Linked DNA regions of Homo sapiens: region 1 is linked to region 2. A link is a loop called in an ENCODE intact Hi-C map of the cell type or tissue named here. Cell type or tissue: MCF 10A. All regions are shown on one strand. Region 1 overlaps CADM1 (cell adhesion molecule 1). Region 2 overlaps CADM1 (cell adhesion molecule 1).

Region 1 (5,000 bases), 160 kb after region 2:
CCCACTGAACACAGAGAAGCCCAGAGAGTGCTATGAGAATTTTCTGGAGAAGGGTAATCAGTGAAGGCTGGTGAGTCCCTAGACAGCTTCACAAAGAGCTGGGACCCCAGCTGGATCTTAAAGGATGGTTTCGTGGAGAAGGAATGTGAGTCAAAAGTACAGAGGGCAACAAGCCCAGCCAGCCTGCTGATTTGTATGGGGAGAAGAAAGCAATTCCGTGTGCAGGGTGGGATGGGTCTTGTGGCTGTACTGAAAAGTCCGGGCAGAGGACTCGATACTTCAGTGACCTCTCCCAGCCTCTGCCAGAGGGCAAGGAGCAGTAGGGAGTACTCATTCATTGCATCTCTATAAAAAGACCCAGAGAGATAGAATAAGGATCAAAAGCACACACTAGAGAGAGGCTGCCTGCATTCAGATCCCTGTCCCACCATGTAGCAGTGAAACCTCGGGTGAGTAGCCCAGCCTACCTGGCTTCAGTCTCTTGCTCTGCAAGGTGGACATCACCATAGCCTCGAAGGTTGTTAGGAAAGATCAGTGAGATATGCAGTCAGCGCTCAGCCAAAAAGGTGCCAGACACACACTACTTGTTCATTACATGTCAGTCACAGGATAGAGGCAAATGGTGACTAAAACGATAGAAGGTTACCCAGGGCTACGAAGAAGCGGTCACTACTCAGAGGGAGCTCTGAGGGCTCCTCTGCATATAGACACATCATGCCCTTGCAAACCACGACTTAGAAGGTTTAATGACCCTTTTCTCTTCACCATTCATTAGCAGACTTATTCCAAGCCACGTGGCATGCAGTATGTTTAGTCTCCCCACCCCTCTCCCTCTTGTCTGCAGCATGAGGCTCCAGCTTTAGCTGTACCCTACAGAAAAAAGTCCCAGAAGTTCCTTGAGCTGAGGCAGACAGGAGGTGGTGACTGCTGTACATTTGCCTTTTGAGCTCCACAGGGTATGCAAATGAGAAGGTGCTAGAAGCCGTCCCCGCTCAAAGGATCTTGATAAGTTGCCCACTCCTTCATTTGAGAAGAGTGCGTACGAGAGTGAAAATGGCCCTCGTTTCCCCCAGAGAGTTTTCACAAATGTTTTGGCCTGGCATTCTCCAAATACATCAACTGGAACCCTGAGGTGATATGCGGGTGTTAATTGGTGCAATCTTTCACTGTCCTCTGTCTACCTGAAATGTAATTCTTTTACCGCTGTGGACTTGCTCCATGGAGAAATGCTCCTTTGATTCTGTCATCAAGAACCTCAAAGAAACCATGTGGCCACTGTGTTACAGGTAGAAAGACCCTGCTTAAGTGAAGGTATTTTTGTTTTATTATAAAATCATGCCCAAGATTAATACACCTTTTTGCCAGGATCCCAAATACGCAGCCCTTTGTCATGAAGAACTGGCAGCCACATTCCTTCAGGGTGAAATTTGTATTCACAGCCATACATGTATAGTTTTTGAAGCGCTGGCCCCCCGTACAGGAGAAGAAAGAAGGGACTCTTGGCTCATCCATGACCTTGTAGGTCAATACCATATTAAAGTTCCTGTCAGGCACGCAGTAGTCACCCAGCAAGTATCAGCTGATTAAAGGGAGAAGAGTCGAGCACCTGGCTGACTGAGCCTTACGTTACACTTAATCTGAATGGGCCACCGATGCTGTATTTCAAACCTTGATGTTTGCATGTCCATCCTTACTACAGGTGGCTTTCAGGTTGGCCGTGAAGGGACAAGCCAGCCAGTCCTGAGTTTAGAGCGATTGGCCCTATCATTCTCAAGGACCCACTGGAATAGTATCAGGGAATATCATTTTGGGTAATGGCCAAGCAAAGCCTTAGTATTGCTATCATATATTGTGAGGGGCCTTCAGAATGCAATATGGCCTCTTTTAAAAATGCAAACTATAGTCCTTGCCTTATCTGTGTTTATCTCAAAATGTTGAAATGTGCCTCTAATAGGAACTGCAGGATTCAGTCCCCCCCCACCACCCCCCACCCAACACTCACATCATTACACATGAGCATCCCTGAACTGAGACCTGAAAGCAAGAATCTTCTCTGTTTTCAGGTGTTCCAAACCTCAGCTTCCAGCCTCTTCAGTACACAGGAAACTTTGTTTCATTTTTATGTTTTTATTTATTTTTTTCATTCCCAAAAAACATAAAATGTCTACTGCCCCTGGTGGTCAGTGCTGGGAAATACAACTCGAGCCTTGCCTATTGAAATGCAGAATGTATTCCAACAAGGAACCTGACATTGTCTACTGCTTTTTCTCTCACACACATGCACACCTACCTGCGCCTCCCATTTTACTCCCTCCTAATCCTTCGAAGTGTTGATCTGGGGAAGGTGAGAACCACTACTGAGGGGCAAATCAACCGGTTCTCTGGGCCCGGGACTTCAGCTGCCCTCCAGACGTGCACAGGCTCACAGTCATATTTCAGACGTGACCGCCTCAAATCTTCCTTAAGTGCTATCTTCTCAGGTTAATTAATCACCAGGCTTAAACTTGCTGTTACCAGCAGGAAGTCCATCCTGAAGTCAGCAATGTTACGATTGCATCTTCTAATACTGTTTATCCTGCATTAGTGTTTACTTAGGGGGAAAATTGATCCGTAATTGATATTTCAGTCTTCCAGAGCTGGTGTTGGAAGAGCCTAATGCAGGCCTTTAATAGCAAGCAAATATTTAAATCCCTTAATGGTTGCTGAATATTGAAATGTGTGACTTTATTACTCTTTTTGGTTTGTTTTCTCTGTAGTTGTGTATTTCATCGTTTAAACCTGCAATGGATGCTGGCAAGTGCAAGTCTAGCTAATCCACAAAAGCTGTTTGCCCAGACACAGCAGACCTGATTAAAAAGTATTGCTATGGAAGGGAATCTTCTGCACTAATCAGTCTCTGTTAGCTAGTGACGAAATTACTATCCATCTCTCTCTCTTTCTCTTTCTCTCCCTCTCTCTAGGCCTGTTTTCTCTAACCTCCTCTCCCAGAATAAAGTGATGAGGGCAGCTATAGTGTTGCAATTAGGAACATGAATCTTTTATCGTTTGGACAAGGAAGGGAAAATGCCATTACTGTCAACTGAAATGTCCTACTTGGGTTTTTTGCTCCTACTTCCCTGCCAAAGCCCATTGCTGCTGCTGAAATTGTATAACATTCACAGCTGTTCTTGATGGCTTGATTCTTAACACAGCCAGAAATGTAGCCCGGGAGATGCTTAAGACAGTTTATGGAAAATAATAGATTTCCTTGCAGAGACACCAATGCATCGAGAAGGGCCTTGAGTCACGTTAGCCCCAGCCAAGATCACCAATTTTCTCTCTATCTGGCTTCAGTTACAAAGGCTATGCCTTAAAAAAAAAAAAAAAAAAAAAAAAAAAAATGCAGACCCTTTTGAATTCTCTGTGTTTTCCTGGTTGGTTTCCATCAGCACCCACAAGTCCCTGGCTATGGCACCTTTTGTCTCACCACTCACCTGCAGCAGCCGTGAGACCCAAAAAGAAGCCTACAGAAGTGGAAATAAAAGGATGCTACTGAGGGGAGAAGAAGAACTCCCAGGAAAGCCACCCGATGAGAGCTGAGACTAGGTCTACCACCAGCTGGGTGCTCCAGAGACAGACGGCTACGTTGGAGGCCACCCCTACAGTCCCAGCACATGGGTGGGGTCCTTCCCTCCCTGTGTGGCATCCCCGCGTGGCCATCAGGAATGTCAAGAAGTGGTGTAGTTAGTTCCACTATCCTCATCACTGTGCCCTGACCACTCTCAGCCCCAGCCCTTAGTTAGGAACTTCTGGGATTGGCACTCCCTTTGGCAGGTAAAAGGGAGTGGCTTCACAGTCACAAACATTGGGAAGGATGCAAGAATGAAACAGCAAACAGTGCCTCACAAGTTTGCAGCTTTCAGACTGTTTCTGCAAAAGCATGTCAAAAGCCATGTGTCTCTGCCCCACCGTGTCTCCCCAGTCGTGCCTGGAAGTAAAGGTTGGAAGATACAGGCTGGCAGGCAACGGCCAGCTCTCTCTCCCTTTCACTCTAGTATCACCCGCAGACACCCCCAGCGAGTGCCACCACTCCCCCACTGTTTTCATTCTCAGCTTCTCCTAAATGGAAACCATTAATCATACTAAATTGTGCAATGATTCCGTGATAGGGAGAATGCTGATGGCAAAAATCATTCTCCTTTGTTGTGCCAGGCAGGCAAAAGGCAGAAGTATTAGCTCGTCGCCCTGCCTGGCTCCTTGCAAATGCTGACCATGTGTTTGCCTACGCAGCTGCCTCTATGCACACAGCTTATTTTAGCACTGGTCTAAGGCATGCCAACTGTTGACAGAAAACAAGGCCACCTCTTCCTTAGTCCCAGGACTGCCAGGAAGACTGTAACTGCTGGTGCTCCCTGAAGTCTCTCCCATCTCAAGGTCCCCATATCAGAGGTAGGGGTGATACAGGACTCGTGGGCAAAACCCAAGGTGGTCTCAGATGGGGTGAGCTGGTGGGGTAAGCCGTGCCCCCCATGCAGTTCTGCCAACTGGATTGCAGAAGAAGCCAGGTGTGGGTACCAAGGAGGCTTTTTGCCTTTCAGAATTTGATGTCTGCTTCACTTTCGACAAGGCTCTTTGTAAGCCACCCCTTCTGAATTAGAATCATTTTCCAAAAGCTCTTAAGCTATGATTAATGCCAGGGCTGTTTTTAACAATCATCCTGCCAGTCTTAAGCTGTAGTCATTTTCAATAATTTGGAGTGCTCAAAGGCAAGCCAGGAGTTTGTTGACAACAAAACCCGTAAGAGCACAGCCAGGCAGCCACAAAAGATGGAAAAGCAAAGGGACCATTTGGGCTTAGCTGGCTTTCTGCTCCCAGAGTTTCACCACTAAAAGTTTGATTGAACACTCACAGTGCGTTAAGGATCCAACTGTGAACATGGCTGGGCCAGAGGGCTGCCAGGCTGGCTTTTGTGTGAACAAACAAGCAGTGTGTTTGGAGGGCTCCGGGTTTATTTATGGACA
Region 2 (5,000 bases):
TTGAGTACTTACAATGTATCTGGTACTCTGTATGCATAATTTCATTTAATCTTGCAGTAATCTGTGAAGTAGGTACTAATACAATCTTCACTTTACAAATGAGGACACTGAGGCTTGGTCACATGAGGCTGGTAGGAGATAGTGCCGTATTTTGAACTCTTGTTCTAGAGTTCAGTCCACATCACTATACTCTCCTGCCTTCTAGTCATGAAGTTGGGTCTCAGTAGGTGTGTTGTGTAGAGGTTTGACAGAATAACCCAGCTGGTTTTCCAAATGCTGAATAGGTGATTCTAACAAGCCATTTTAATTAAGTTAAAAAAAAAACTCTTATGTATTCCAATCAAAAGTGTACTTTTTGTTCAGTCTTCTGGATGAATGAATCCTTGCAGAAACAAGATTTGTATATGAAAAAGCATTCTTAATGCAGATTTAAAATAAACAGGTATTAGGCTCCTGGACCCGATAGAGTGAGCAGCATCCCGCAAGTGCCAGCCTTGCAGGAGGTTTTATCTGCTGGAAAATTGGCTGCATGGTAGTGTATAGGGGATTGGAGAGAGAGGCTTGGGTCGAAATTCCTGATCTGCCTTTCATTTGCTTATTACCTCAAGTAAGTCACCTAACCCCTCTGGAAGTAACAACACTGCTTATGTCATGGAGTAGAGAATCTGACATGATAGCGTATATGTAAAGGTAGCCTGCACATATGCAAATTAGATAGTATGCATGTAAAGATGGCAAGTAGATAAGATAACATGTATATAAAAATAGTATGTATGTTTTTATATGTAAAATGTTTAGCTCAGTGCCTGACACATAATGAATATTTGATTAATAGTAGCTGGCATTATTATTATTTATTATCCAGATACAATCTTCAAGTAAGTACTTTAGAAAGTATAGCCCGGTGGTAAGTTTTAAAAAAGATTCTAATTTTATACAGTCCTCTCAGATAACATATTTGATAGTAAAATTTCACCCTCTGTGTACCCTTTTCACAATTTGGGAGTTTACCGAATGCTTTGGTGTTTTAAAGGCAGTCGTTTGTTCACTGAAAATGCAGCTTATGACAAATTCAATGGTTGCCAAGCTCTAATATGTTAGCAGGCAGAAGCATGCTTTTAATATTCATCATCTTTAAGTGCTACCAACTGACATTTAGTACTAAATGTGCAGATATGGGTGCTGAGCAAAACAGAGCTAGGAAGAGGACTTGCTAATTTGTATTCTAGATGGAAATCTTAAATTAGTTTCTGAGATTTTTAAATGGATTTTTAAATGCTGGGCACATAGGAAATTGAGTTCATATTAATATTTATAAGGTTTGAGAAGATATTTAGTGAAATATTTGTATAATTTAATTTTGGTCATAATCAAGTAGTAAACCATAACAAGAAGGACATTGTACTTTAGTCTGGTGGCTGTTTTGTGACTTAGGAATATCCTTCTGGAAAAGCCCTGAATGACACACATACACATACATACATGCTTCAAAAGTTCTTCTTTATTAGAACCCAGAAACCAGAGGTTATTTATATATAAATACCTTGGGTTGGATTGTTTTGTGTTAATTTTAAGTTAATTAATTTAGAAATCAGTGTTGATAATGATTTCTTTAAAAGCATTTATTGACAGTTCTGCAGAACTCTATAATCTAGCTGCTTTTATATTCTTTATTATACAGAACAGCTCCGTTGGTTCATAGAATACCTGCTTCCTGTAGTTTTGCTTAGGGCTAATTGAGTTTAATGTAGTTTTGTGTGCAGAAGGTATTGACTTGTGCATAGTATTTAATTTGTGTAAATATGTGTGTATGTAATGTTTTGCCCCTCTGAGTTTTATTTTAAATGTAACCCTTGAAACTGGGATAATAGAAATTCTTAGCCTAGGCCTGCTAGCAATTGCAGGTGCCAACGGTTTAAACTGCTGTAGAAATACAATTATGAGCAGCCAAGAGCAAATCTTGTTTTAAGGTCCATGTGTAATGAATGCCTGTTAGTATCATAGAATACAATTAAAAAGAGGTTTACCTCTCCTAAGCTGTGATTGGTTCTTTCTGATGGAAGTGTAGAGTCCCATGAGTGGACTGTGTATTCAGCTCTTGGTGATTTAGACTCCAGTGAGCCTGGCATTCTGCAGGCTTGGATAAATTCAGGGCAGTTATAGTCAGGCAGAGATGAGAAAAGACTGAAAGATTAATGAGGGAGCTTAAAACAAAGCTTCAAAAATGAGAGCAACACACTGCTTGGTCTTATGTAATTGTGCCGAGTAGAAGTCAGTCTTGGCTGCTGTTGTTTAAAAATTTTAAGAGGTTGGCAGAAAATATTTGTTATAAAAATTGTATCTTGAGAATAATAGTGAAAACCTAGGACATAAGATCTAATTCTTGGTTGCTTGTGTATGCCCTCCAAGACACACCCTTCTCTTCATCCTGCTTTTATTGCAGTTTGACCAAGCACCCTGCTTTCCTGCTGCCCCCCACCACTTCTTTTTGGCAAGGACCCTTATTGATGACTGATGTCCAAGCCCTGGCTGCCTCCAGGAGATGCACGTCTGGGACGTGCTCCTAGAGTTCACGTTGATGCTCTCTCACTACAAGGCCTGAAAGATCGGGAGCATATAGAGGTGTGAGAGCCCTCTGGGGAGATAATCTAAGGGATTGTTGGTGACCTATGGCCATTTCTGGTTGATGGTTTTAAATAGCAGTTGGTTAACATTTCTTCTATAGAACTTAAGGGATGCTAATGGCTTTAAAATGCTATTTTGCCTTTGAAAATCCTCTTAATAGATGCTCTAACGAACCTTCCATTTACGTGATAGGCACGGTTGAGCTCTGCAGTGAAGCTGTTCATACTGTTAATGTGAAGCTGGGCACTTAAAGGGGAAAAAGCAGCTCATAAATAACGTGGCGCAGGTGAATCACTTCTGAAATCTAGAGCTTGCCAATACCAGTGAAGAAGAGCTGCCTTGGAGGAGAAATTGCCAACTCTCAAGCAAATTCTTCAGCGCTTCAATCTAGACACACACCAGCCTTTTAACTTTGCTTTCTGTTTCCTCTTCAAGGAGTTTGTCGCCACCTACAGGAAACAGGAAGCACAATAACCCACTCAGTCTCTGAGTGACACCTGGTTTCTTCCATTGGTCATTCCTCATCGCAGTTTTTATACATTTTATCACTTGTTCATCATATAGTATTTATCAAGCTTTTTTCTTGGCTATGGAATGAGGCTAAGGTCTATGGAAGAAAAGGTTCTATCTGCACTAGCTGTTTGGCAGGAGATTCCTCACCCTTAATTGCTTTTTAAGGTCTCTGTCTGTTTCTGCTGTCATGTTCTTTTCCACGAACACACCAACAAGAGAGAACAGACTTACCGATTGGGGCTCTGTAGTATATAGCATGTAAAAGTACTAGTGCTGACTTACTCACAATTTTGCCTTCTTTTGTTTGTTGGAGAGAGCATGGCACCAAAATCATCATTTTTATTGTTGATGTTGTTGATTTTGTTTTCTTTTGCCTTATTTAGAGAAAAATGTTAGGTAGTTAAAAACCTACATAGCAAAGAAAGTTCAAGATGCATGATGCAGTTCAGAGAAGTCTAAAGGAAGACATGTGATTACTTTTACGGGTACATTAAGGGTGTTGAAGAGATAATTAGAATCAATTATTTTCATTCATTAGCATCTCATAACTATATCACTGAGTTAAGTTGTTCCCCATTGTTTGAAACAAGAGTGAGTTGGCTTGAAAGGAGTTAAGAAGAATGCAGGGTTTTTCTCCTTCATATATGAATGCCTGTGGCTCTTTCTTTTTCCCACAGCATCTTTAACCCAGATCCTCTCCTGAACTCCTTCTGGGTTCTTTGTATGGCTATCTGCTTCTCCTGGAACAGCAACTTAACATATCCTAGACCAAGTCCATTGTGGCCCAAATTAGATTGATCCCACTTTTTTTTTTTTCCTTTTTCGTATCTCTCCTCTTAAAAGAGCAGCAGAAACCACTGCCACATAATGAATCCTCCTTCAGAATATTTACGTTTTGTTTTGTTCTCCTTTTCCTCCTCCCTCTTCCTTTGGGCAAGCGATACTATAATCATCCACTGTCCTAGGAAATAATTCTTAGTTATCTTTCTCAGTTCAACACCTCTCTACTACTAAGTCCAAATAAGTTGCTTTACCTTTGTAACGTTTCGTGAACTTCCTTCATCTGAAACTGAATCTGTGCTTTATTCTTCTTACCATCATTTCATCATCTTGAATTTTCTGTAACTCAACCTCTTCCGCATCATTTAGCTCCAGAAATTCTTACTAGTTGACTTTTAGTAGATTTGGGAAATGGGCTGTTGGCTAGAAAGAGCTATCTAATCAAGTGAAATTTCACCCATCTACTTTCCCTGCACCCCACTTCCATGTTTATGCTGTGGAATTTCAAGACTGGTTTTAGATATTATCTTAGAGTTTTTATTTAAACATCAAAAGTAACTTAGGGTAAGAAAATACATCAGTGGCTTGTTGGGAAATGTCACACAGTGCTGGAAGATTATAGATACAATATTTTATATATTTCTACCGAATAGTTGACTAAAAGTTGCTCAAAATTATAATACATTTATCTAAAGAAGATAAACACATCATCAATAAGCATGAAAAGATGTTCAATGCCATTAGTCACTAGAGAAATGCAAATCAAAACCACAGTGAAGTACCACTTCAGACCCAGTAGGATAGCTAGAATTTAACAAGAAGACAATAACAGGTGTTGACAAGGATATGGAGAAACTGGAGCTCTTATATGTTGCTAGTGGTAATGTAAAATGGTGCAGCCAATTTGGAAACAGCTTGACAGTTCCTCAAAGTGTCAAGCATAGAGTTACCAATATGACACAACAGTTACACTCCTAGTTATATACCCAGGAGAATTAAAACGTGTCTGTGCAAAACATGTACATGAATATTATATTATTATTTATAATGTAATGCATTATATTATTAAGCAGGGATGATTC

What was found. A loop is a pair of places that touch in the nucleus more often than their neighbours do. Peaks named below come from ENCODE experiments on the same cell type or tissue, not always from the same donor. Only the 100,000 strongest peaks of a DNase experiment are listed, where the experiment ranks them.
Region 1: it touches region 2 in a loop (3-fold over the local background); 4 of 110 quality-filtered maps call a loop at or near these places.

What each region holds. Positions count from the first base shown.
Region 1 is chr11:115,167,587-115,172,586 of GRCh38, reverse strand. CADM1 (cell adhesion molecule 1) reads left to right here. Exons shown (of 12, transcript NM_001301043.2): 12 at 1-3,351. Among named protein-coding and RNA genes, the nearest start is that of CADM1-AS1, 230 kb to the left of the region's middle. In MCF 10A, a CTCF peak has its summit at 2,176; no DNase peak of the experiment used is centred here.
Region 2 is chr11:115,322,845-115,327,844 of GRCh38, reverse strand. The region is part of intron 1 of CADM1 (cell adhesion molecule 1); the gene reads left to right. Among named protein-coding and RNA genes, the nearest start is that of CADM1-AS1, 71 kb to the left of the region's middle. In MCF 10A, a CTCF peak has its summit at 3,081 (motif pointing left); a DNase peak (open chromatin) is centred at 3,074.